3 separate regions of the Mus musculus genome follow, and all the other regions are linked to region 1. A link is a loop called in an ENCODE intact Hi-C map of the cell type or tissue named here. Cell type or tissue: left cerebral cortex. All regions are shown on one strand.

Region 1 (8,000 bases):
TGAACACAGTATAAGACCATACTTACTTTTCAACTTTGAGTAACCACACACTTACAAAGACACACACACACACACACACACACACACACACACACACACACAGAGCTTCCCTTCTTCTGCACTGGGGATTGATTTACCACTGGGATAGATCCTTAGTCTTAAGAGACACTATTCTTTAGGACACTGAGCAGAAAATCCAAAGGTTCCTTGTCTTTACATTCTGCGGTCCTTTAGATTTTACATGTTGGTATTGTACATTTTCAAAGAACACTAATAGTTCCTTCTTTGCTTATACAAAAGTGCTACAAATTCATCCCACAGAAAATAAGTGCACTATACATTACATACACTTATGTGTGTGTATGTATATATATATATATATATATATATATATATATATATATATATACACATACACACACACACACACACACACACATATATATATATATATATATATATATATATACATACACACACATACACACACACACACACACACATTTACACTATTGGTGACTATAATACAAAAATTGTTGGATATATATACACACACACACACACACACATACACACCAGTTACTTTCAAATCAGCACAGAAAACCAGGATCCACAAAAAAAAAGGGGGGGGTTCTAGCAGCTCCCTCACTAACCACTCTAAGAGCTAAAGGAGCAAACCCCTTTATTCCCGAAGCCCTGCCCATTAGAGAGAAAGCAGACAGTGCCCTGTTACCCCGACCTTCTCTGGCACCTCTGGCAACAGGGAAGCTTCCTGGGTATTCAATGTCCTATGTCACCCAGCACCCACAGTGCTCCAGTGCTCGGTGACTTTTCTTGTCATCTTTGGAAGAGACCCAAGTATGCTTCATGCTTATGTTGGATGACATCCTAAAAACGGCACTGAGCAAGCCAGTGCTCTCTGCTCTTACTCGAAACCTCCCTGCAGCCGGTGAGAAGGAGAGGCTCTGTGGCCTTACCTTGAGATGTCTCCCCAGTACCATTCAGCATCCTGCAAGGACATATTGTTGTTCATGCTGTTGTTGGCTACAGTAGTGGGCTTGGGTGGTTTGGGGGGCAGTGCTGCAGGCAAAAGAGGAGACCAAAAAAAGTTGTAATCCGAACTCCCAAGTGTACATTTAAAATTAGACTTGCATCTTTTCATTATAAAAACAAACAAACAAACAAAAAGTAAGGGGTAGGGGGTGAGTGGTATAATCCTATTTTAGTTAAAATATATAAAAATTCAATTCAATTTTCAGTTAAAAGGCAATTGAATTTACTAAAAACATTTACAATGGAGGGGGAAAGGGGAGGGGTGGGAACGGATACCAGGAATTCATAATTTCATGTGCCATGGAAGACACTAGTCTTTGAAGGAAATCTCAGAATATGACTTAAAACTAAAACTGGAAAGGAAAAAGTAGTAGTGCATGACAGGGGTAGGGGTGCAGAGATGACACAGACAGACAGACCAACCTAGAGATTAGGAAATACATGGGGCTGGCTGTGGGAGAAAATTTCATAGCAAATCCAGAGTCGACATTCTCTACTTCTAGATTTTATCTGCACTAAAGTTGTGCACCCTAGCAGCTCCGTCTAAAGTAAGAAACCAGGAACATCTGAGAAGCAGAAATAACAGGAGCTGGGCTTTCATTCCTCTCCCTTAATTACGAAAGGCAAATTTGGTTGCTGTGCCCTGCCTGAACACAGCAGTCACATTTAAAGCAGCCCTCATTTGCAGCAAGCATGCTTTAAGAACTGGGTTTTTCTATGTTGATACTTCAGGCACAGCTCTGCCAAAGCCACTTTAAGAACCTCATCTGTGACCTAAATCTCCTTAGTCTCCATGTTACTCTTCTGCTGGGGGACGCTGGGCTTTAGATGCCAGATCCGGTTAAAAACCCTATCCCCTTCTTCAGTGTCAAATCAGCACCCACAGGGTGGCAAGAAGCCCCTCGGCGTCTCTGAGTTCCCTCGTGGTAGGAAGGGCTGACCCCAGAGGGAACAACCAATGAGCCTAAGATTTTTAGCTAAATCCAAAACCATTAACTTTGAAAGCACTGTAACTGCTTGAATTTATGCCCCGGGAAGATTCCAGGTGTCTAGTAAGACTATTTTACAAAGGCGAGGAAAGACAACTTCTTTTCCCATTGTAGTATCTCAGCATGAGAGAGAGAGAGAGAGAGCGAGAAAGTCCCCACATCTGATTTATGAGAGAGTCTCGGATCATCAGAAACCAGTTTGAGTCACTGCTACATCTCACATGCTTTCTGAAGCACCCGGTGTCATCAAAGTACCACAGAGCCCAGAGCCAGCAGAGAAAAGCCTCACAAAGGACACGTCCTCTTAATGAAAGGAACAAAATACAACAATATAGCCCAACTTGCCAAGGATCACAATTAACAAAAGACAGCAGCGGACAGAAAAAGTAGAAACCAGTTCCCATGCATTCAGCAAGAACCAGCATTTATCAGACACAGCCTGGGCTGCTTGCTGCTACAGGCAGGCAAAGAGTCTATTTAATTTTAAAGTTCTAATCAAACTAATTTTAAACCGTGAAACACATCAGTAAAAATAGCAACCTCAAGAGGATCTGTTACAGCAGCTTTCAAAAAGAAAAAAAAAAAAAATTAAAGTCACAGAATTATCTAGCTCTCTCCGTTAATACTGCAGTTTTACCTGGTGGATCCATTTCTATATAAAACACCAAGTCTGTGCCACAGTTTATATCTGTCTTGGCACACTCTAAGTCCAGGTCTTCCATAGTCCAAACCGTGGTGTACATGTGTGCGACAGTTTCCTTGGCTTTGCTCGGTTATAAGAAAAGAGTCCGGCTTTCTTTGTAATGGTGTCTTGGAATTCATTTTAAAACCTATACGGCCCGCACTGTAACCTATTACATCACACACCCCAGCCAATCAAGTCAGAAAAATGTCACCAGACCACTCCTGCTTCGTCAGTTCTCCTGGATGCCAGCTTCACACGGCCCCAGCCTCTCTCTGAGAGCCTACATGTCACGCCGGCTCTGCTCTGCTCCGCTCCGGCATCTCCGTGCTCACCATTTAAGGTGTTTAATTTGCCTGCTCTCTCCCAGCCCTGTGCTCTCTAAGTCTCTCTTTATTACTCTGCAGCATGGTACATTCCACCGTGGGCAGATTGACGAGAGCTGATAAACTGCAGCTTCCAGCTCCGTCCCCTTCGTGCATCTGGGTTTAGAGATAGCCTGGCTATTCCTTGGTATAAAAAAAAAAAAAAAATCTTACAAAGGCACCAAAATATCCCTAAGGTCTCTATTACAGCCCTTAGATATCACGCATATATTAGAAGCAGAAAAGATCCGAGCACTCTGGATATTTAAATCCAGTCTTCCACAATTCACTGAGAGCTTGGATTTTAAACACTGCCATAGACGCACCACATTAGAGAGAGAGAGAGAGAGAGAGAGAGAGAGAGAGAGAGAGAGAGAGAGGCTTAAAGACAGTACTTAGGCAAAATGCCTCTATCAGATATCCCAAGGTCAAAACAAGACTTTATAGAATAATCATGAAAATTCAGCACAGGAATGAAGCTGTCTATTATTTGTAGAAATGCTAAGCATATGCTCAATAGTGGTGAGTTTCAATGTTACTGCCTAAGACACTGGGCAAGAGGATGCTTCTGAAAAAAAAAAAAAGGCAGTATATCAGAACGCAGAGTACAGGTGCTCTCTGCCAAGTGTCTCACTCAGGAACCCATCTCATTGCTAGCTGCTTTAAGGAAGGTGATGTAATCTCTCTCTCTCTCTCTGTGCCCCCCCCCCCACTTCTCTCTTTAGCTCAGAGCCCTACTGAGGGATGGGGGGGGGCGGTCGGACAAATATTCCTTCTTAGTAGTGTTCAATATAAAGAAATCAATTTCCCTACAAATGTAATGATTCATTTTGGCTCTTTAAATCATTCTGCATGCAATTCTGTCACCAAGACTGGAGCTTGATATACGTTGCCCCTGGGAGCCAGAACCTCTTGACATTTACATGGATGGTTGGGGTAATGCTGCAATGTAAATGTGGCTTCCTTTTAAAGAGTGGGCTTTGTGGCTGTGAATGTTGTGCACCTAGGGAAGGATTTACACAACACGGGGGTGGGGGAGCACTTTACATTTCTATCCCAATTGGAATCGCACAGCATTAAAAGTGGAGCAGGGCATTCCGTTCTCTGGATGCTGTCCACTGGCGTCCCTTCTCTACCGCATTTCTGTATTATTGGAGACTCAACCTGTCCCCTTCCACCTCATACTTCTCTATTTGCCGGTAGATTAGAAACCCAAAGTTTAAATAAGTCTAAACTCAACGTCAAATAAAAATGGTAGAGAAGTGTGTCCTTAGATAAGATAAATTTTTAAAAAAGTAGTTTAATTTAAAACGTTGAGTCTTCTCCCAAAAGTAAAGAGACAGGTTGTCTGGGCAGTAAGGCCCAAGGGTTAGCCCACAGGGGACTTATGTACGGCACTCAGTAAAATCAGCCTAGCTGTAGACTGCTGCTGCCCATGTGGCAAGGGAACCCAAAGAGCAGGTCTGGGAGACAGGTGATTTTCCACGGTCCCTGCAAGCCCTGGCTTGGCCCCAACTTCCTGCCCAGTACTTTCTAAACTCCAAACTAAACCCCATCTCTTCTCCGCAGTGTCCCCCCCTGGAGGACAGAAGGGAGTGTCTCCCTAATCGCCCATCTGCTCTCCCCAGGCAGCACTCACCCAGGCGCACACACTTCCAGCGCTCACACACACACACACACACACACACCCCCGCCCGCCCAGCCAAACTAGAGAGGACGCCTTGCAGATAAAGAGCCCGGTGCAGAGAAGTGCATAAATGAAAGAAAAAAAAAAAAGACTTACTTTGCAGGTTATGCATTTCAACGGTTTCGCTTTGAACTGCCAGTATCCCACAGAGAAAAAAAAAAAAAAAAATTCAAAGAAGCTGTTCTTCTACCAAGTGGTCCCAGCCCCTGAGGTTCTCCCGCCCGCCCGGTACCGGCAGTAAAGAACCTAGCTGGAGGAGAGCGCGCAAGGCGGGGGCGCGCGACTCTCAGCCCGGCTGCCGGCTCCCCGGGGCTAGGCTGCAGCGGGTCCCTCCGCCCCACGCCCCGCCCCGGCAGCAAGTCCCCGGCTCCGCGAGAAGAGCCCCCTGGGTCGAGCTACTGCACCGGGGAAGAAAGGAGCCCCGGCGGGCGCTCGCACGTCTCGCTCAGATAAAGATCGAGGCTTCATGATTAACTCGGGCAGGTTCAAATATTTGCTGAGCTAGGGATTTTGGGAGGGGGAGGGGCACCCAAGTCAAAGTCAAAGTTGTCATCAGGCTGACAAGTGGCCGAGGCAAGACTAACTTGCTCATTTTCGTCCGGGAAATGAGAAGGGCATTGTAAGGGGGTGCTGAAAATAGTCCTCCCTGGTGGCCATGGTGCCTGTAACGCGCTGGCAGCCCCCGCTCCGGGGACTCAAGTGGGCCGCAGTGAAGCAGCACAGGAAGTAATCCACCTAGTTCATCAAAAAATAGAATCAAAGCCGCGTTTGTGAAGGCCTGAACCTCTCGGAACAGCTCAGGACAGGGTGCCTCTCTCTCGTGTCCTCCTCCTCCCACGCACTGGCACAGTCAGCCCCGCAGGTGTTAACAGGAAAGCCCTTCACATAGCGCATCACACGCAGGCTAGCAGCCCCGGGAGGGCATCCTTCAAGCAAGCCCAGATCTTTAAGGAGTCAACTTCAGCTCACCTTCAAATAGCCCTAGGACTTTCTAATCTGGAGTATCTAAGAGGTGTGTCTGCACTGGGTTAACTGGTGTGTCTGCACTGGGTTAAGTGCTGGCTGGGTGTGACAAAGGGACAGAGAAGGACGCGCTTTCCCTTCTCTGGGATTCTAGTCTGTAATTTGAGAAAGTTGCAGCTAACTGGGTTTAGGGTTGCTGGGTGGACAGAAATCAAGTCTTTTCCTAGGAAACGTCCCCATGGCATCTGCCCAGAAGCCCCCACTTCTTTTGAACCATTAACGGAAAAAAAATCACAAAGCCCCCAAAAACTTTTGGTCCTAAATTCCATTCTCAGCCCACTGCCCCTAGTCTTGGCTTTCCTTGGTCATGGAAAGTCGAAACTAACAAGCTGAATTTACTTTCTTTTAGGCCACTCTGAAGAAAAACTAAAAACCAAAAAGCAAAAACAAACCCTCACACCTATAACAAAACTCTGGCTTTCTTGTTTTCTTCTTTTAGCTTAAGAAAAACAAAGGTCCTTCTTATTTTCATGCATTGCCCTGATCTCAAAAGAGTTTCTCTGGAAGAAACATCAGACATTGGCTTCTTACAAATACCTGTCTGTGCGACGATTAAACTGTAAATCTGACAGTCTATTTTGTCTCAGAACAAAAGTATCTACCGTTAAACAGTATATACCAGAAAAGGTCCCGAATAGCCATGGACAGGTTGTTTCAAACAAACTCCTCACTATATGTACAATCCCCTACCACGGAGGCTCTATTAAGGACATTAACTCCAAGTGTGAGCAGAAGCTTTCTGCTCTTTATTAGTTTAAGGAGGGCGCCCTCTGCTGGCAGAACGGAGTAAATCATGCCTGCTTAAGAGACAACCATCAACTTCCAGTTTCACCTCCTCCGTATCCAAATAGCCCCACAAATTAATAACACATAATTATAAATAGCTTATAAATATACGTAATTCACTACTAAACCAAAGTCACAGGTGTCACAATTACCTAGGAATTTATTTCCACTTGGCTAATAAGCCCCTTTAAAAAGAAACTTGTGCTTTCTTGGCATCCTATCTATTTGGGGCTGCTAAGACCCATTGCACATGCATAACGGAAGGCTCACTTCACCTTCTGGATGCTTCAGGCCAGTGAGAACCCCTTTTCTCAGGGTTTTGTACAACTCACTTCAGAGGCAAAGGCAGGCCAGGGTTCGACTTGCCAGTAGATTTCAGCTAGCCAAGAAACTCTCATGATTATTAACATGTGTTTCCAAGTTCTGTGACATGCTTTCTGCTCTGAACAAGACCTCTTGGGGCATCACCCGAGACCTGGAAAGCTTGCTTCTCAGAGACTCATGTGCACCACTGTCAATGAACAAAAGCCAGGGAAAACAGGCAGCAGGAGGGAAAAATGAATTATCCAAAGTTACCCAGGGTAAAAAGAATATGTTTCTTCACAATTCCAATGTAAGACATCTTAGAAAGTAGGGCCCTCCAGCACGGGGCTAATTCATGACTCCATATCCATGCGAGCTCAATGAACCCACATTAAGAAAAAACACCCTTTCCCTTTCCAGTTAATAAACAAACCCAGGTTTACATACCAAAAATATATAATAATAATAATCCAGACACAGGCTACAGGCTTTCTGCAAAGGCACACCCACGCCCACTGTCTAGCAGACAGAGGAACTCCCCCTCCCACCCCACCCCCCATCCTGTGATGTCTGTCCCTTCAGAGTCAGAGAAAGCTGTACCCTGAAAACAAAAGTAAAAACATGGCCTAGCACGTGCCCAGGGCAGCGATCACGTGGCACTCGGGGAACTCGAGTAAAACTTTTCTAGTTTTCATGAGATGGAATCAGCTCTCCCCTGTTCCTCTACCCCTCTTGGGGCCTGCATCTTTTTCAACGTCTCAGATCTTACCTTAGAGACAACTCTCTCATGTCAGGCCATATTTTAAACCCAATGGGAGGAAAAACAAATGAGAGAAAAGTGAAACTCTGAAAGTTATTTCCCTCGTCTTCGTGTTTGCTTACATCTACAGCTGAGAATGCAGCCCGGGGTGTTTCAAGCAAGATGCATGGATTCTGCGATGTTTTGCAAAGCACCAACAGTTAAAAATCAACCTTGACATGTGTAGGAGGGCAGCGGGGGTGGGAAGGTGGGGGGTGGGGGGGTCACTTCTTTCCTCCGCCTGGCTTGCGGGTGCAATATTAGCCTCCAATTATGCTACATTAATATTTCTGAATATATCCATGAAATCCGA
Region 2 (8,000 bases), 210 kb before region 1:
CCCGCCTTTGGCATCTGTCCCCACTTACCCTGCTTCACACATGAGACAAAGAAATCACTTTGTTTTTCAAGCTGTTTCTCTTGCTTCTGTTTATAAATAAATAAATAAATAAATATGAAATTACTTGCGTTCTCTCTCAATAGGCATGCTGACTCCTTTCTTGTTTTCTTTTTCTCCCTCCTCTCTGCATCTTTACACCTATCCTTGTTTGCTTCTTTGTTGTTCTTGCTCCAGTTCCTCTTATGCTCCCTTTAGTTCTATGTGGCGCTCCCTTTACTGTCTTGGATTGTAGGACAGAAGTCACGTCGGTAATCTAAGATGCTTTCATTCCCATTGACTACTGATCTGATGTGTTATCACAGCTATTCTGGAATCTTTTGCAGGGTATCTGTAGGCTGTCCGCTTTGCTTCCCTTCTAGTAGCACTTACTATGGTATAGAGGACATGAGTGGGTAGAGCAGACGCTACTAAAACATGACCTCACACTCTTGAGTGTGCTGTAAGAACCATTGTTGGTAGTTCTTAAAAGGACACAGGACTACCCTCTTTTTTTCCCCAACGTTCGCTCACTGCTGCTGTTTCAGGTGTGGTTTTATATCAGTAAGGGCAGAAACAGATCCCAAGGTCCTGTGATCTCACTGAAGGGTGGGAAAGATCCATGGATTCTCTTCCTCTTACAGAACTCTCCTGGACCCTTGAAAGGGTCAGAGTTACAGGGCAAAGAGTACAGAAATTTGGGGACTGTCAGTTACTTCTTAATTCGATGCCTCCCATTTTAATCAAATCATCTAAACACTTTGTACTTTGTCGGTGCCTTTTACTAAGAAGGCAAACTATAGAGCCCAAAAATGTAAGCTCGTAAGAAACATCCAATAAGTGGTTCATTTAAATCATTTTTCAAGGAAATACAAGTGACAAATTCATGAACTTAGGTTTGTTTCGCATGAGTTGATGTTTTGGGACCACTCCCTGCCTTCTTCCTGGCCATTCCTCTTGCCAAACTTTCATCCAGTCCTTTATGAAAAGCCTTCCAAGTAAGCTATACTTCCATTTGCCTGATATGTTTCCAGTAGAAGAACTTTCCTGGACTCAGGGAAGCAAGGTATGAGGGTCTGTGGTATGTACTCTTGTATGCTACGGATTTCCTTACCCATACTCCTTTGTTCTCCACAAGTCGCCTTGTCACAAATCAGTATTGTACTTCTGCAAGTTGTCAGGATGGAACCCATGAGTTCAAATCATGACCCTACCCCAATTAGTTAAGTGTTTTCCACAGGAACCACAGATTAGTAATCTTTTTAAACCAGGGTGTTGTGTGCAAGTGTGTGTGTAGAGGGGCGAGGGGTGGCTTCCACAAAGGAAAGCATGAGAACATGTCATACAGAAACTTACATTTGGTTCTCAGAGTCATTGGTCCTTTTGGAGGCTCAGGGGGAGCTCCAAATCTCAAGCCTGTGTTTTCAAAATATGGACATAGTCATTATATTAAACACTTTTGCACCCTGTGGCTGAATGCCCCACAGAGCGATTTAAGGGGTGGGAAGATTTTTCCTGGCTTGTGGTTCCAGAGTTAAAGAGCAGTGCTGTGGGAAGGCATGGCAGAGTGGCTCTCTCTGCAGCAGCTGGAGGTCACAACCACCACAAGCAGAATGTAGAACAAATAGCCAGAATTACATAGACTGGATGTCATCCTAGGCCCGCTCCTAGGGACCTGCTTTCCCCAGAAAGGCTCTGCCTCCTAAGGTCACAGCATCTGCTGGGGAACAAGTGTTCGAAACACCAGCCTGTAGAGAACACTACACATGCAAACCATAATAGTCATTCTCTCTCCTCCCTTCACTCTTACTTTGGCAAATTCTGGTTTCTTGGAGTCCTTTGGCCTAGTCAGTGGTTTCTCCATGGGAAAGAAAGGCTTGGCAGCCACCCAACCTCAGACATCACGATGCAGCACTGAGTAGAAAAGCTGCCCTTTTAATTCTGCAGTATGACATAAAGCTTGTAACGAGGGTTTTGAAAAGGAGAAAAGCCTTCACCATTCTAAGCTTCCCTTTAGTTATCAAGAGTCAAGGCTGACATGCCACCACCATGCAAGATGAAAAACCCTGTGTAGACCTCAATAGATATGACCAGTGTTTGACAGAGGTCAATGCCTTGTCATTATAAAAATGCTCAGCAAACTGGGTGCAGAAGGAATGTGCCTCAACAGTAAAAAGCCACACACCAGCCAGCCACAATCCACTGTCACTGCCTCCATTCAACATGGCTCTGGGAATATTAGCCAGAACAACGACGTGAAAGAAAAAAATCAAAGCATCAAAATTGGAAAGGAAGACATCAGATAATCTCTATTTGCAGCTGACATGGTTTTATTCGTAGAGAACCTTGAAAGTTCCAGAAGAATAACTGGCCTCTAAACGTTTGTTGTTGTGATTGTTTGTTTTCTGACATTTCAGGGTACAAAAAAAAAAAAATACAAAAAAAATTCAGCTGTGTTTATATAGAATGTAAGCAACTATTCAAAAAAAATTTTTAAGGAAATAATTCCTGTGTGCTACAACATCAAAATGCTCATTATGTAGGGATAAGTTTAAGTGAAAAAGTTAAAAACTTACAAATGAAAATTATAAGACATTGATGAAATAGATTAAAGAAGACAGGTGAAACAGATGGGAAGAGAGATGTTAAACTGCCCATCATGTGCGTGCCATCTGCAGATTTAATGCTATACTTCATCGAAAACCCAGATTATTTTTGCAGAAATAGAAAAAAACCCACATCTTAAAATTCATATTGAAACTCACAGGAGCTACAGAGCTGCAGTTAGACTTTGATAGTTTTTTTTTTTTTAATCTCTAGAAGACATAAAAAGTTGACAACACACATGGAAAAGTGACCTATATCAGTCAAAGTCCAAGAACTGTGAATAAAACCACAAGTTGTCATTGTGCCATAGTTCCTAGTGTAACTGTTACCAAAAAAAAATAATCAAAACTTCTGGTGAGGTTATTGAAAGATACAATGCTTAGACACTGCTGACTGACATGTAGCTCAGTGACGTCATAATTGGTAACATGATGAAGGTTCCTCAAAAATTAAAATGTATGTATATAGGAGTGCCCAATTACATGATAGTTATCTATATATACATATAGTTTACACATATATATGAAATAAAACCAAAGAATTGTCTGCATTTGCTTATTAATTTTAGTACTGCTCACAATAGCCAAGATAGGGAATTAGGGCCAGTAATGTGGCTTAGCAGCTAAAGAAACTTGCCACCAAGCCTAAAGTCCTGAGTTCTATCCCTAGAACCCACATAGTAGAAGGACCAAATTGAGTTTTGGGTTGTCCTCTGACTCCCATAGATGTTTAACAGTATGATCATGTGGGCGTGCATACAAATAGTGTTAAAAAAAGATAGGAAATCAAAAGTGGCCACAAATAAACACATTTTTAAAGGAAATATGGTACATGTAATATGCAATAGAATTCTATTCAATATACAAACATAAGATATTGTATGTGGTACACATAATACACACATAGAATTTAATAGGCCTAATGTTGTTAATGACAACATGGATGAGGCTGAAGGACATTGTGCTAAGCTAGAAGGCCAGGCATGGACACGAAGATACTGAATGATCATAAAATGGATTCCTCATCTCACCTCTTAGACTTCTCAAACCTTCTACTTGGGATCATGATAGATTCATTCTTACAGGTCATCTAAGGCTGTCCACCAAAACACACACACACACACACACACACACACACACACACACACCAGTAGACACACTACACTGGGCCAGCCATCAGCTCCAGTAACAGTCCTACACAGGGTTTATGAGGCCTAAGCAGACAGACTTCAGAACCTACTGCCTGAAGCACTCCTTGTTTGAGGCTGAAGTCATCTGACTAAAAATACATTCACCAATCAACACCTCCCTGTTGTTTTTAGCTACACGGATGCCGAGGGCAGAGTAACATCTCCAAATAGACTTCAAAGAACGCACGGTTCTTCAGGACACTAATTCACACCGGCCTTGTGTAGGGGCAGAAGAGATGCGTAGCACAGGTACCGAGAAAGTCACCAAGCTAAAGGTGTCAGCCTGTGAAATGAAATTGTTCTTTTGCTGACAGTGCTTGTGTCAACTGGTCTTCCTTGTAATCACAGGATGCTCGTAGATCGTGATCACAAAAGTTACCAGTAGTTTGGAGAGCAAGTTTATAGCAGCCATTAAACCATTTGTTTAATTTGGTACTATTAGGCAATAGAAGAAACTCGCCATTCCCCAATGAGTTTGTAGCATATCTTTGTGGTTCTGTGAGCTTCTCGACAGATGGTTCTTGCAGATGTGGCTTATTTTGGTCATTTCTGCTGTTACCAGGATGCAAATCTCCCAAACACACACTTTAGAGTCCAAAGACAGTCTTCATAGTAAGTTTCTTAAATCCAGATGTTTTACTGTTGGATCAGTTTTCATTTTGCTATGTGAATCCTCTGGCCTCATGAGAAGTCTGTGTTTGGGGGTGTCTATAACAATAAACAAGAGTATATATCATATATCTCTATCTATCTATCTATCTATCTATCTATCTATCTATCTATTCATCAAAATACAAACCATTAACTTATTCCCACTTCATGTTATATGGCAGGGTATTCATCGTTTCAGTCTAGACCAGACACTGGGGGTTACTCAAGTCTTCCTCAAGAATGCATTCACCTTTGCCCTGGATGAGAAAGTGCTAAAATCATTGCAGTTTTCACTCTTTCCACTACTAAGAGTTCAGAAAGTTAGGGGCTGCAAGATTGGAGTTTTCCATTCCTATAAGTCTAATGGAGGTGGCTCAAGGAACAACTCCTGCTCCTTGCCAGTTACTGACCTAATTTCTCTGCATTTTCAATCCCAAGTTTGTATGCATTTATAAGATGCAAATTCAGTATTTACTTGAATCTGTTTGACTAAAAAAAAAAAAAAAAAAGCCTGGTAAAATTCCAATTCTGGAAAGGTTTGTCTTTGCTTTTCTGACTCAGGATCCATGTTTAGAAAAGGACGATAACAACAGAGCCCTCTCCAGATGCATTCAAAGTGAGTGGAGGTTTCATGCCCAGGGAACAGGAGTCTACCGTGGTTAGATGTCTAGTTTCTACAAGTGTAGAATATACTTCTTACCACTTCCAGCTGCCCTACTATGTGTTGAATTCAGTGACAGGTAAGTAAACAAGCATGAAATTTTCAGTCTCCCACTTAGAGGTCTTTCCTTGGATGCTTCTCCCTGTGGTCTGCCAAGCTACGTTCTGAATAGCCTGGTTCGGCTCAGTCTTCTTTTCGGAACTTACCACATGTATTGTGTCCACCTGTTCTCACCCAATTCTGATGCTGCCTTGGTGTATTGTGAAATTCCTCATCTTCTGGCCCCTTTTTGATGCCTGATCTAGTTATGGACAGAAATACCAAACTCACAAAAGGTTCTCCCCATCCTCAGAAACCCCCCTTTATGTGTATGTTACTCCTGATACAGCAGAGACCACCTGTCAGCGGAGCTACTAAAGGTTCAATGTATGAGGGGTTTTTTTCCCCTTCTCTCTCTCTTCTCAAGGCTCAATTTTCTAGGCAATTTACATTTGAGACTGCAGAGTAGTGGGTGTGTGGCTGCTTCCAACTTTCCCTGAGTGGTGATGTAATCGTGGAGCAGCCATCTGTAGTTCCTCCATCTGGTTGGTGAAGGCTGCTCTTGCCAAACCAGGAGCAATGCACCAAGGCCAGTCTCACCTTTCCAAAGCTGTGACAGGCAGTCTACCATCTCTGGGTCTTCAGAGTAGATGGCTTATAGATGGGCTATATTTATTCCAGTGCTAGGAAAGACCTGCAGAGCTCTGTGTCTTGATATCTTCATCAATAACATGGAATGAACCTGTCTCCCCTTATAAATTTGATCTGAGGATTGGGAAGCATACAGACAGCTTTTGTATATGGCATGAGCTTGGCATATGATAAATGTCCTCATTCCCTCTGTGGCATGATCATCTTGGGATTCTCACTGTTAAGCTACAGTCTGATTCCCCCCCCCCCCATTACTAGAACCAACTCCATGGCAGCATCTTGCCTTACTGGGATTTACATAGGATGCTAGAGCATTTAAAATAACAAAACTATGATCTTGGTGATGGACCTGCCACTCAACTGGATGACTTTAGATTAGCACATTTTTTTTCCAGGAAAGCAAAAAGATTAACTTGAAGAATTGCTAAAAATCTATGCTTCTACCATAACATCTGCTGAAGGATGTGATGAGAGAATGCATACTCTGCATGAGAAGTGAGCCTTCTTTCTCCCTTAAATGGATGCGTGCTATCTTAAAGGCTCTGTGATCACATTGTGGACTTCTTTCCAATAGGCTCACTCCGGACTCCAGCCTAAATCATGAGGTGGCTTCTCAGACTCATAGAGGGATGGTATCTTTTAACACTGACGTCTCATTCCGAGACCAAATCCTATGAAGCAATTCCTATGACCCAATTTCCATGAAAGCTTCTATTGCTCTTACTGCATCTGTCTGGTGACTCCGTGAGTGAGAACTGAGGCCTGCTGGGGAGGACGAAAGGGAAGAAGGGAAACTTGGATTCAAGTTCAACAGCTCACCATGTGTCACTCACAAAGCTGACACTGGACACTCATGCGCATAATTAGGGAAGACACATTCGAGGACTTTCCCTACCTAGTAACAATGCAGTGAAAGGACTGATGCTGGGGATTGCTTTGAGATTGGCAAGTAAAAAAATGTGATGTGGGTTCCATGGCAAAACTGCCAGTTCTGTTCATATTAACATCTCTATATAAAAGGAAAGATCCCCCCTTCAAACTCTTGACTTAAAACTGAACCATATACAGTACAACCAATCTAGATGCTACCTTTGAGTCTGCATGAAACAGAGCCTCAAGAAAGAGTTCACTGTTTGTTCCTAATACCATCACAAGTATCTACCAGGTATCTAATAAGGCACCTGTGGTGCTTGGCTCATGTGAAGTGGCGCTGTTAGAATGTGTGGCCTTGTTGGAGGCAGTATGTCACTGTGTAGGCAGGCTCTGAGGTCTCTTAGTGCTCAGGCTCCTCCCAATTCTGAAGAGAGCCTCCTCTTGGCTGACTTTGGATCAAGATGTAGAACTCTCAGCTCCGCAAGCATCATGTCTGCTTACACGCTGCCACACTTCCCACCACGATAATGGACAGAACCTCTGAACCTGTAAGCCAGCTCCAGCTAAATGCTCCCATTTCTAAGAGTTGCCTTGGTTATGGTGTCTCCTAACAGCAATGAAACCCGTCCCTTATGAATGCTGAGGTGCAGAACCAGTTGTAACTTCACCTATACCTTTCAAGAACAGGAACCTGGAACTAAATCCAGGTGTTAATAATTATTTGAAACTGGGCAAAGGTCTAACCAGTAGGAGGGAAGATGTAGAAACAGGTGTCAAAATTAAAAATTATTGTTTAAGTTGAAAGATAAGCTCAACGACTTGTGGCTCTAACTCCTACTTCAGTATATTCCCTTACTCGGTGTCTGGAAGACAGGAGGGTCATGGGTCTCATCTGACAGAAGTGCCAGCTACTTCAGTTTTTACAAGTTCTTTGAGGAGTTACAGATAGACTCAGAAACAGCTGTTAGGAGCCAACTCAGATGCATGTGGGCATAGCCAATGTGCCCTACTTTGTTGGTTTGGAAGGTAGAATGATGCCACATGGCTTTGAATGCCCAATTTATAATAATCCCATTCCTTTGTTCTCCCTGAGAAGTTTGTACCTTGGTTCCTGACTGTTGCTTATGAAAAGTCTGAAAATCTTAGCCCACATTCCCTCATGGCAGAGATAACTGTTCTTGCTGTGTCTATGATAGAATCAGAAATTCTGTCAATGTGATACAAGCAGAGAGGCTGCCTGGGCCACAGGTGCTTGAGCCAGAGATGGCTGGAAGGCCAGCTGCTTGTCCCCAG
Region 3 (8,000 bases), 860 kb before region 1:
ATGATTCAAAAAGTCCCACAGCCTTCAAACATTTGGTTAAACACAGCAATAAAATGTATCTTGTTAATCTGAAAAATAAGAACAGGAACAATTTTTAATATAATTGAAATCACTAGGATCACTGTAATCTTATTTTCCTCTCATAATACCCATAATAAAAACTACAGAAATACACATGAACACATAGAAAACAATAAAAACCCTCTCCAAACAACCCACCATCCACATGTTAACTACTGCTAAAACTTTGGGTCCTATACTCCTGGTTTATTTTCAACGTATATTAATGTCTAAGGTAGGCCTGGTGGCATATGCCTGTAATCCCAGTTACTTGGGAAGCTGAGCAGAAAGATTTGCTTTCTTTTTGCCAGACTTCCCTTGGTCTCATGGCCCTTTGTAGCATCCAACATGCACTAAGTGAGCATGGAATATTCAACCCAGGCCTGGGTAGCTTCAGGCACAGCCTCACCTCTTTCTCCTGACAGGGAAAGGAGTGCCTTGAGCTAGTCTACCTTATCTCTGCCTTAAAGGAAAACCTTTTATTACCATCCCCCTTTTTGAGATAGGATCTTACTATGTAGTACAGACCAATCTCAAACTCATGACCATCTTATCTAACTTACCTAAAATTTACATTTTTATTTATATTTTTAGTCAAACCCCAAATACATTAAAAAGTAATTTAAAAATTTTTAGCTAAAGATGCTGTATCCATTTAATAAGTCTAACTATAAAAGTTAATATAGAATAAACAATAGCAGGGAAGAACCATAAGGAATTCATCTGTGGGGTGGGGGTGGGGCACTGTGGGCAATCCGGTTTCTTTTATGCGGGAGAATCCCTATCTATCCAAGCCTCTCCAGTTCCATGATTCTGTGTAATAACCAAGACACACGCAAGGCCCTGTCCTCAAGGAGTTCCAGGTCTTCAGGAAAGAACAGGCAAGCAGACCGGCTACGCTTCCCAAGTAAGCTGACAGACACCTCTAAAATACGAGCATTGGGCAGGAGACCTTGAAGATCCTACTGCATTTAGTTTAGTTCAATTTAGCCAATTTAGTTTAGCCTAATTTAGCAGTAGATTGCTTATGATTAAAATCAAGGAAAAGTCAAACTGCATGTAAATACTTGTTTTACAAAGAATATAGACTTCTATATAACGTATTAAAAATAAAAAAACTAGGTCTTGAATGAGAGATATGAAGCTATTCATGTAAAATGCTCATGATATATTAGTATTAATAAGCCAACTTTATTTTCATACACACATATGTGCATAGCACCCCAAAGGTCATAACGTTAATTCCTGAGTAGCTGATTATTGGAAAGGTTTTAAAAAAATCACTTCTAGCTCTCTCCTCACAGGTAAACAATTTACAAACCTTTTCCTATGTTTGTCAACAAATATTTTCTCCACATTTACAATCATGCACATAACTCAAGAGCTTTCTGCTTATAATTATCAAATTAGAAAAATTACTTCAACTTTTAAATATAGTATTCTTTGATTTAAAAAATTCCTTTATTACATATATTATTATTATTACTATTATTTGTGTGTGTGTGCATGTGTGCTCGCATAAGAGCATATGAAGTCAGAAACTCACAGAGTTGGCTCTCTCCTCCCATACAGGTCCAAGGGGTCAAATTCAGGCCATCAGTCTTGGCGGTAAAGACCTGTACCTGCTGAACTGTCTTGCTAGTTCCTGGATTTTTTTTTTTGTTGTTGTTGTTTTGTTTTTGTTTTTTAAAGACAGGGCTTCTTTTTGTAGCTCTGGCCTGGAGCTCAGAGATCGCCTGCCTCTGCCTCCCAAGTGCTGGGATTAGCTGTGTGCCACCACATCCTCAAGCGTCTGCAGTCTTTGATTGTCAAAGTTCTAGTTACTACAACTTCCTGCTGGACATCTAGACAAGACTAGTTAAGGCTAAGTAACCATACACAGAAACACCGCAGTTCATATTAAGGGGGGAAATGACTGGTAGGTGAAGACAGGGATGGGAGACTTTCTTATACAGGTTACTGAGCCTCTGGGCAGAGCTGGGGCATTCAACCCAGCTCCCCAACTCAGGAACCACTGCTTGCTATTAAGTGACCAAATAAAAATATAACTGGTCTTCTATGTGGTTGGTTAGAAATTTCTTCAGGTCTCTAAACTCGCAATTATTAAATTTTGGATATGAGTTTATAGTTCCTTCTTGAAATGTGTCCACTGCTGCCACTCACAGTCTCTAGATATCAAGAGAGGAGGAGGGCATGGGGGCAGGTACGAGGGAGAATATGCCCAAACAATGTACACACATAAGCACTTGCTGCGTGTGTGAGCGTGAGCCCCTGGCACTCACGTAAGGCCAGGGTGTCAGTCACTGCACTACAGAGGCAGAGGGAAGCCTGAGGCTGCTAGGCCGCATCCAGGCCCAGAGAGGGCCTCTGCCTCAAGGAACAGGCCATACCAGCACATAATTCACACACATATACAGCAAAGCTGCTGACCAGGTACAGCGGCCTATGTTAGCACTTGCAAAGCTAAGGAAGGAGGTGGCCAGTTGTGGACACCATGGTATAATATCTTGTCTCAAAAATAATTTTGATGTATAATAATAATAATACTAGTTCAATTCAATGAATTCAAGCATTCATAGGTGTAAACAGAAGGCATGCATAGTAAATACACAGATTCTGAAACAACTCAGACTGCCAGGTCATTCATTAGTTGTGTGACCTTAGGCAACTCAGTTTCCTGCCCTATCAAACAAGGATACTACTACTTAGCTTGTAGTGTTCTTGGAAAGACTAAAGGGATCTATACACTAAGAGTCTTTGGGGCATAGGAGGTACTCAGCAAATGCTGGCAGCCCTGACCACTGGAATTTGTGCACTCAGGCATAAAAATAACCACACTGGAAGGATCTGATCATTTCGAATGTTGCAGTTAAGATCCAGTGCTCGAGCATACAGAAAACTCTGGAAACCTGAAATCCCTTGAAATTCAGCCAGCTCTGAGTCAAAATTTGAATTCTGTAATAACCTACGATAGAAGGGCAACTCTGCCAAGCAAATAATACAGGTAAGTTGGCAAAGGATGTTTACCACGTTTAAACTATTTATACTCTCACTCTCCCCCCCCCCCCATCCTTGAACTGTTTGAGAGTAAATGAAGTATATCACATTTTACCCTTGTATTTCCTAAAAATATGGCAACTCTGCTATGAAATCTGGAGTTATCAACAGGAAATTTAACAAAGATCTGATACTTTAATCTGTCTCCATAGTCCAATTTTGTGACCTGACCTAGTCTTGTCCCTTCTATTACTTCCCTTTATTACCAAACCATAGCACTAGCCCCTTCTGCATCTAGCTGTTTTATGGTCACTGGTTGACACGTGACATGCTATAAATGAATTGCTGAAAATAGACAGAAAACCAAATGCATTCTGCAAATCCCGCAGTTGGTTTAAATTCTACTCGGCATATGGGTTCCACCCCCACCCCCCCAGACAAAAGTTAGCTGGTATCGCTGTAACCACGGTCTAAGAACCTTTTCAAAAACAATCACGAAATCTCATCGTACATACTGCTAACCAGTTTGAACGAAATTGTTGGGCTTTATTTAACACCACCTCAGAACTTAGGACAGGACCTAAGGGCACAACTGGCTAGAGGCTTTAGGAAAAGGAAAATAATTTAGGCTGGAGGAAAAGTAAAGAATTTCCACGCTACGAATCCCCGTACGGCATGAGTTTTGGGGGAGAGGGGGAACGTACATTTCGTACTATTAGAATAAGCCCCCACCTCTCCCCACAAAACCACGGCAACGAAAACTCGATGACAGGGTTGCATTTTTGCTGTGCTGTATACCCAAGTTCATCGGCTTGTACTTTGGTTTCTTCGCCTGAGACGGTGACACCTTGCGCATATCCTCTGGGCGAGCCGTGGGACAGGCTACGGAGCCCTGCGTTACTTAAGTGGCAGGGAGGGACATTCAGATCCTCTCTCTCTAGGGACTGGAACCTGGCAGGCAGTGCGTCCCGAGCCCAGACTCCCGCCCGCTCGCCGATCTCAAGCCACGGACCGCAGAGGTAGCCCGCGGGGTCCGAGCAAGGCGGGAAGCTTGTCCGCACCGCCGGCGGCCGTGGAATCCCACCTTACCGGGCGCTGGGCACGTCCACCGGCCCGAGGCCACCGCCGGGCCCGGGCCGCGCGTCCCCGCCGTACTTCTCCTCCATGCAGGCTCAGGAGCCGCTGCCCGCGCCGCGGGCTCTCCTCATGGCTCGCCGCCGCTGCGGAAGCGCGGGCGCAGGCGCGTCACTCCCCCATGTCAGCAGCGTCCTCGCAAGCTCGGCAGTCTCCGCCGCTAGCCCGGGCTCGGCAAGCAGGCACACGCACGCTGGGCGGGACTAGGCCGCGGGCTGTTCCGGCAGCGCCGTTCCCCGGAGGCCGTACGGGCAGGAACGTTACCGGGCCACGTCATCCGCCCCGGCAGCCCTCACTCCCGGGGGAGTGACCAATCCTGCGCCTGCGCGCTGGTGGACACGTGGCTTCGCTTCACTCAGGCTCCTCCCACCGCTGGGAAGGCTCCGCTCGACCCGCCCCCTCCTCGCGTCTTCAAGAGAAGCCCCTAAGAGGTCCCTGCAGCGCCACCTAAGGTCCATCTTGGCTACAGCGTGTTCTCCTCGCTCGAGGGATGGATGGATGGTCCCCTAGAAAATGCATATTTGTGTTAACAAACAGAGCTTAGCCCTTTGCTTCAGGGTTCTTCTTTCTTAAACGGCTTCACTTTGTAGCCCAGATAGACCTAGAACTCAGCATGTAGCCCAGGCTAGCCTCATAAACCTGGATGATGAATTTCAGGCGTGAGCCACATATAGGCGTTGCTAACTCAAGTGCATTAACGGTTTTTTTTTGTTTTTTTTTTTTTTTTTTTTCTAATGAGAAAGCTAAAAGTTTTTTGAAGTGCCTGTGACTCCCACAAAGAGATTATTATTTTTGGATTTCTGATGATACGATAACGCAGAGTGGGAGGCTAAAACAATGGAGAAAGGCAACTGCTTGTGGATTTAATTGTTGGGCAGGAGTACAGGCTAACCTGCTCAAGTGTGTGAGAGGGAACACAGAAGGAAGGGGCTACAGGTGTGCTATTGTAAACAATTTTATTCCCTTTCTAAAAATATTGATTTTCTTCAATCCTGTCTTTGAAATGATATTACTTAGTGTAGACATATCTATATAAAAGCTATTTTTTTACAGGTACCTGGGTCTCTATTGGTCTGAGTCTCAATAATTGTGGACATCTTGGTCAGCATGGTGGCGCATGCTTCTAATCCCAATTATAGCCAGAGGCAGTTTGAAGCCAGCCTGGTCTACATACTGAATTCTAAGCTAGCCAGGACTACAAGGTGAGATCCTGTCTCAAAAGGAACAAGAAAAGAAATAAACAATTGTAGTCACTTGACCTATCTGTTGTTTAGTTTTCCTCCCGTTCGTCGTTTGTTGTTGTTATATAGAGGCAAGGTCTTATGTAGCCTAGGCTGGCTTCCAACTTGATATATAGCTAAGGACGGACTGGAACTCTGGTCTCCCTGCTTCTGTCTTCCAAGTGCTGGCATTATAGGCACACACCCCCTTTCCGGAAAGTAGGAATAGTAATATCTATATTATAAAGCTGTTCAGAGGGAATGTGAGTGGCATTTAGTATTACTCAGTAAGTGTTAGCTATTATTACTGAGGGAGGTTTGGACTGGTGATTTGAAGGAGAAAGTGGGGTTTCCAGAAGGACAAATCATAATTAGTTGATACTATTCTACTGAATTTGAACACACACAAAGAGTCCAAGTGACATGTATGTGAGCAAGCTAGCAAAGGCTTTACCTTTAATCTGTGGTAGAGAGTAGTTAGCAAGCTGAGAGCAAGACTCAGCTGACAGTGTAACATGTTAAAGTCTGGAGGTTTTCCAAAGAGCATCTGATAAACAGGAAAGGCTGGCAAAGAGTTTGTGAGTCATTTCATATTGATAAATTAAAAGGAGAAGAAGAAGAAGAAGAAGAAGGAGAAGAAGAAGAAGAAGAAGAAGAAGTAGTAACAGAAGCAGAAGAAGAAGTAACAGAAGCAGAAGAAGAAGTAACAGAAGCAGAAGCAGAAGAAACAAGGAACAAACCTTTTAGTTAGACTGGTGGCAAGTGCCTGTGCTCTTCCCAGCACAGGGAAAGCCTCAGGGTTTAAAAGATTGCCTGGAGAGGGGGTGGGGGGGTGGGAGGGGAGGAGAAGGGAAGGGAAGAAGAAAGAGAAAACCTTAGGGGTTGACACTCTTACTTGAGACCTCAGTAAAGGTTTTTCACGCTACACGCCGAGCCGGGAGGCAGGTACAGTCTGGAGAAGCTACAGACGCACACATTCCTGTTTGAAGCAAGTAAAAGACTGACAATACAACATAGCCTCACTGCGACTGTTTTTAGTGTGTGTGTGTGTGTGTGTGTGTGTGTGTGTGTGTGTTTCATTGGGATCTTGTTGTTTTTTAAACTCATCATGTATATGGGTTTCTTTTCTGTTGTTATAAAACACCATGGCCTAGGTGCCCTCCAGAAGAAGGGGTATTCGGTTTATGCTTCCGTAGGGTCAGGAGCCTGTCATGGCAGGAACGGTGGCAGGAAATGGAGGACGAGGAACGGTGGCAGCAGGCAGAGTGGCAGGAAATGGAGGACGAGGGCTCACGTCTTCAACTACAAGCTTGAAGCACAGAGAGCAAGCCAGAAGTCGGCTTTTTAGCCTCAAACGTCTTCCCATCCCTAGCGACATACTTCTTTCAGCAAGGTCACTCCTCCTAAACCTACCCAAGCATCACCACGAGCTGGGGACCAAGAGCTCCAGTGTATGAGCCTGTGGGGAACATTTTTAAAAATTGATTTTATGTAGAGGAGTGTCTCGCTTACGAGTGTGCATACCATGTGCATGCCTGGTGCCTAAAGAGGTCAGACGAGAAGGCCAGTTCCCCAGGATCTGAAGGTGTAGATTGCTGTGGGCCTCCATGTGGCTGTTGAGTTGTAGATTGCTGTGAACCCCTGTCTGTGTACTCCACGGGAGCAGTAAACCTTCTTACCTACGGAACCATCTCTCCAACCCTGGGGGCATCAACCGCAGGAGACTTCATAGTATTATGTTTATTTATTGTTATCTTCACATCTGGGAGCAACTGTTGGCGTAGAGTGATTGGGTCAGGTGAGGAGGCCCAACAAAATCGAAGGTTTTTGAAGAGGTATTTTAAATTTTTATTTTTGAAAATTTGCCTGTGTCTATGAGCTGGTTGGTTTTTGTTTTTGATTTTGATCATATTGACATGAACTAGGGTCACCTGGGCGGGGGGGCGAGATAATCTCAGTGGAAGAATTGCTTTTATTAGACTGGCCAGTAGGCAAGTCTGTGGGCTATTTTCTAAGTGATCGCTGTAGGAGAATCGTACCCATCAGTCGTGGGTGGCATTAGAAGGCCAGCTAAGCAAGCCCTGGGGAACAAGTTAGTAAGCAGTGCTCCTTTTCCTTCGTGCCTCTGCTTCCGGTCCTACCTGTGCTCCACTCAACGATGGACTGTATGCACACTGTAAGCTAAACCCTTCAAGTTGCTTTGGGTCTGAGTGCTTCATCACAGCAGAAGGGAAGCAAAGGGTACAGCGCCTGAAGTTTGTATGTGCAGCACATGCGTGTGTGCCCTCGAGGGGGCTAGAGGAGGGCACCAGACTCCCTGGAACTGGAGTCATAGGTAGTTGTGAGCCATCCGGCGAGAGACCAAATCCATGCCCTCTGCAAGACCAGCAAAGGGAGCCAAGGCTCCAACTCGTTGTTTTGGGTTTTAGACAGGGTCTTGCCATGCATCCCTGGTGAGTCTTGCGTTTACTTTGGAGGTCTGATTGGCCAGGAGTTCATGGCAAGCCTCTTGCCTCCGCCTCCCCAACATGGCGAGTGTGAGTGCTCATACCACACCAACTCACCAAATATTTCTACACCTCCCTTTTG

What was found. Hi-C counts contacts between places; a loop is a spot of excess contacts. Peaks named below come from ENCODE experiments on the same cell type or tissue, not always from the same donor. Only the 100,000 strongest peaks of a DNase experiment are listed, where the experiment ranks them.
Region 2: it touches region 1 in a loop (4-fold over the local background); 2 of 42 quality-filtered maps call a loop at or near these places.
Region 3: a loop joins it to region 1, with 3 times the contacts of the local background. A loop is called at or near these places in 7 of 42 quality-filtered maps.

What each region holds. Positions count from the first base shown.
Region 1 is chr13:101,689,504-101,697,503 of GRCm38, forward strand. Pik3r1 (phosphoinositide-3-kinase regulatory subunit 1) reads right to left here. Exons shown (of 16, transcript NM_001077495.2): 8 at 978-1,080. Among named protein-coding and RNA genes, the nearest start is that of Pik3r1, 75 kb to the right of the region's middle. In left cerebral cortex, CTCF peaks have their summits at 2,052, 4,662 and 6,579 (motif pointing left); DNase peaks (open chromatin) are centred at 895, 1,776, 2,360, 2,944 and 6 more places; H3K4me3 peaks cover 5,335 bases; H3K27ac peaks cover 6,291 bases.
Region 2 is chr13:101,482,093-101,490,092 of GRCm38, forward strand. No RefSeq gene overlaps it. Among named protein-coding and RNA genes, the nearest start is that of Gm36475, 54 kb to the right of the region's middle. In left cerebral cortex, no CTCF peak of the experiment used is centred here; DNase peaks (open chromatin) are centred at 1,891, 4,097, 5,134, 5,709 and 2 more places; H3K27ac peaks cover 4,044 bases.
Region 3 is chr13:100,828,955-100,836,954 of GRCm38, forward strand. Slc30a5 (solute carrier family 30 (zinc transporter), member 5) reads right to left here and starts at 4,473. Exons shown (of 16, transcript NM_022885.2): 1 at 4,147-4,473; 2 at 1-68. The coding sequence starts at 4,223. In left cerebral cortex, a CTCF peak has its summit at 4,650; DNase peaks (open chromatin) are centred at 3,474, 4,039 and 4,534; H3K4me3 peaks cover 2,356 bases; H3K27ac peaks cover 1,085 bases.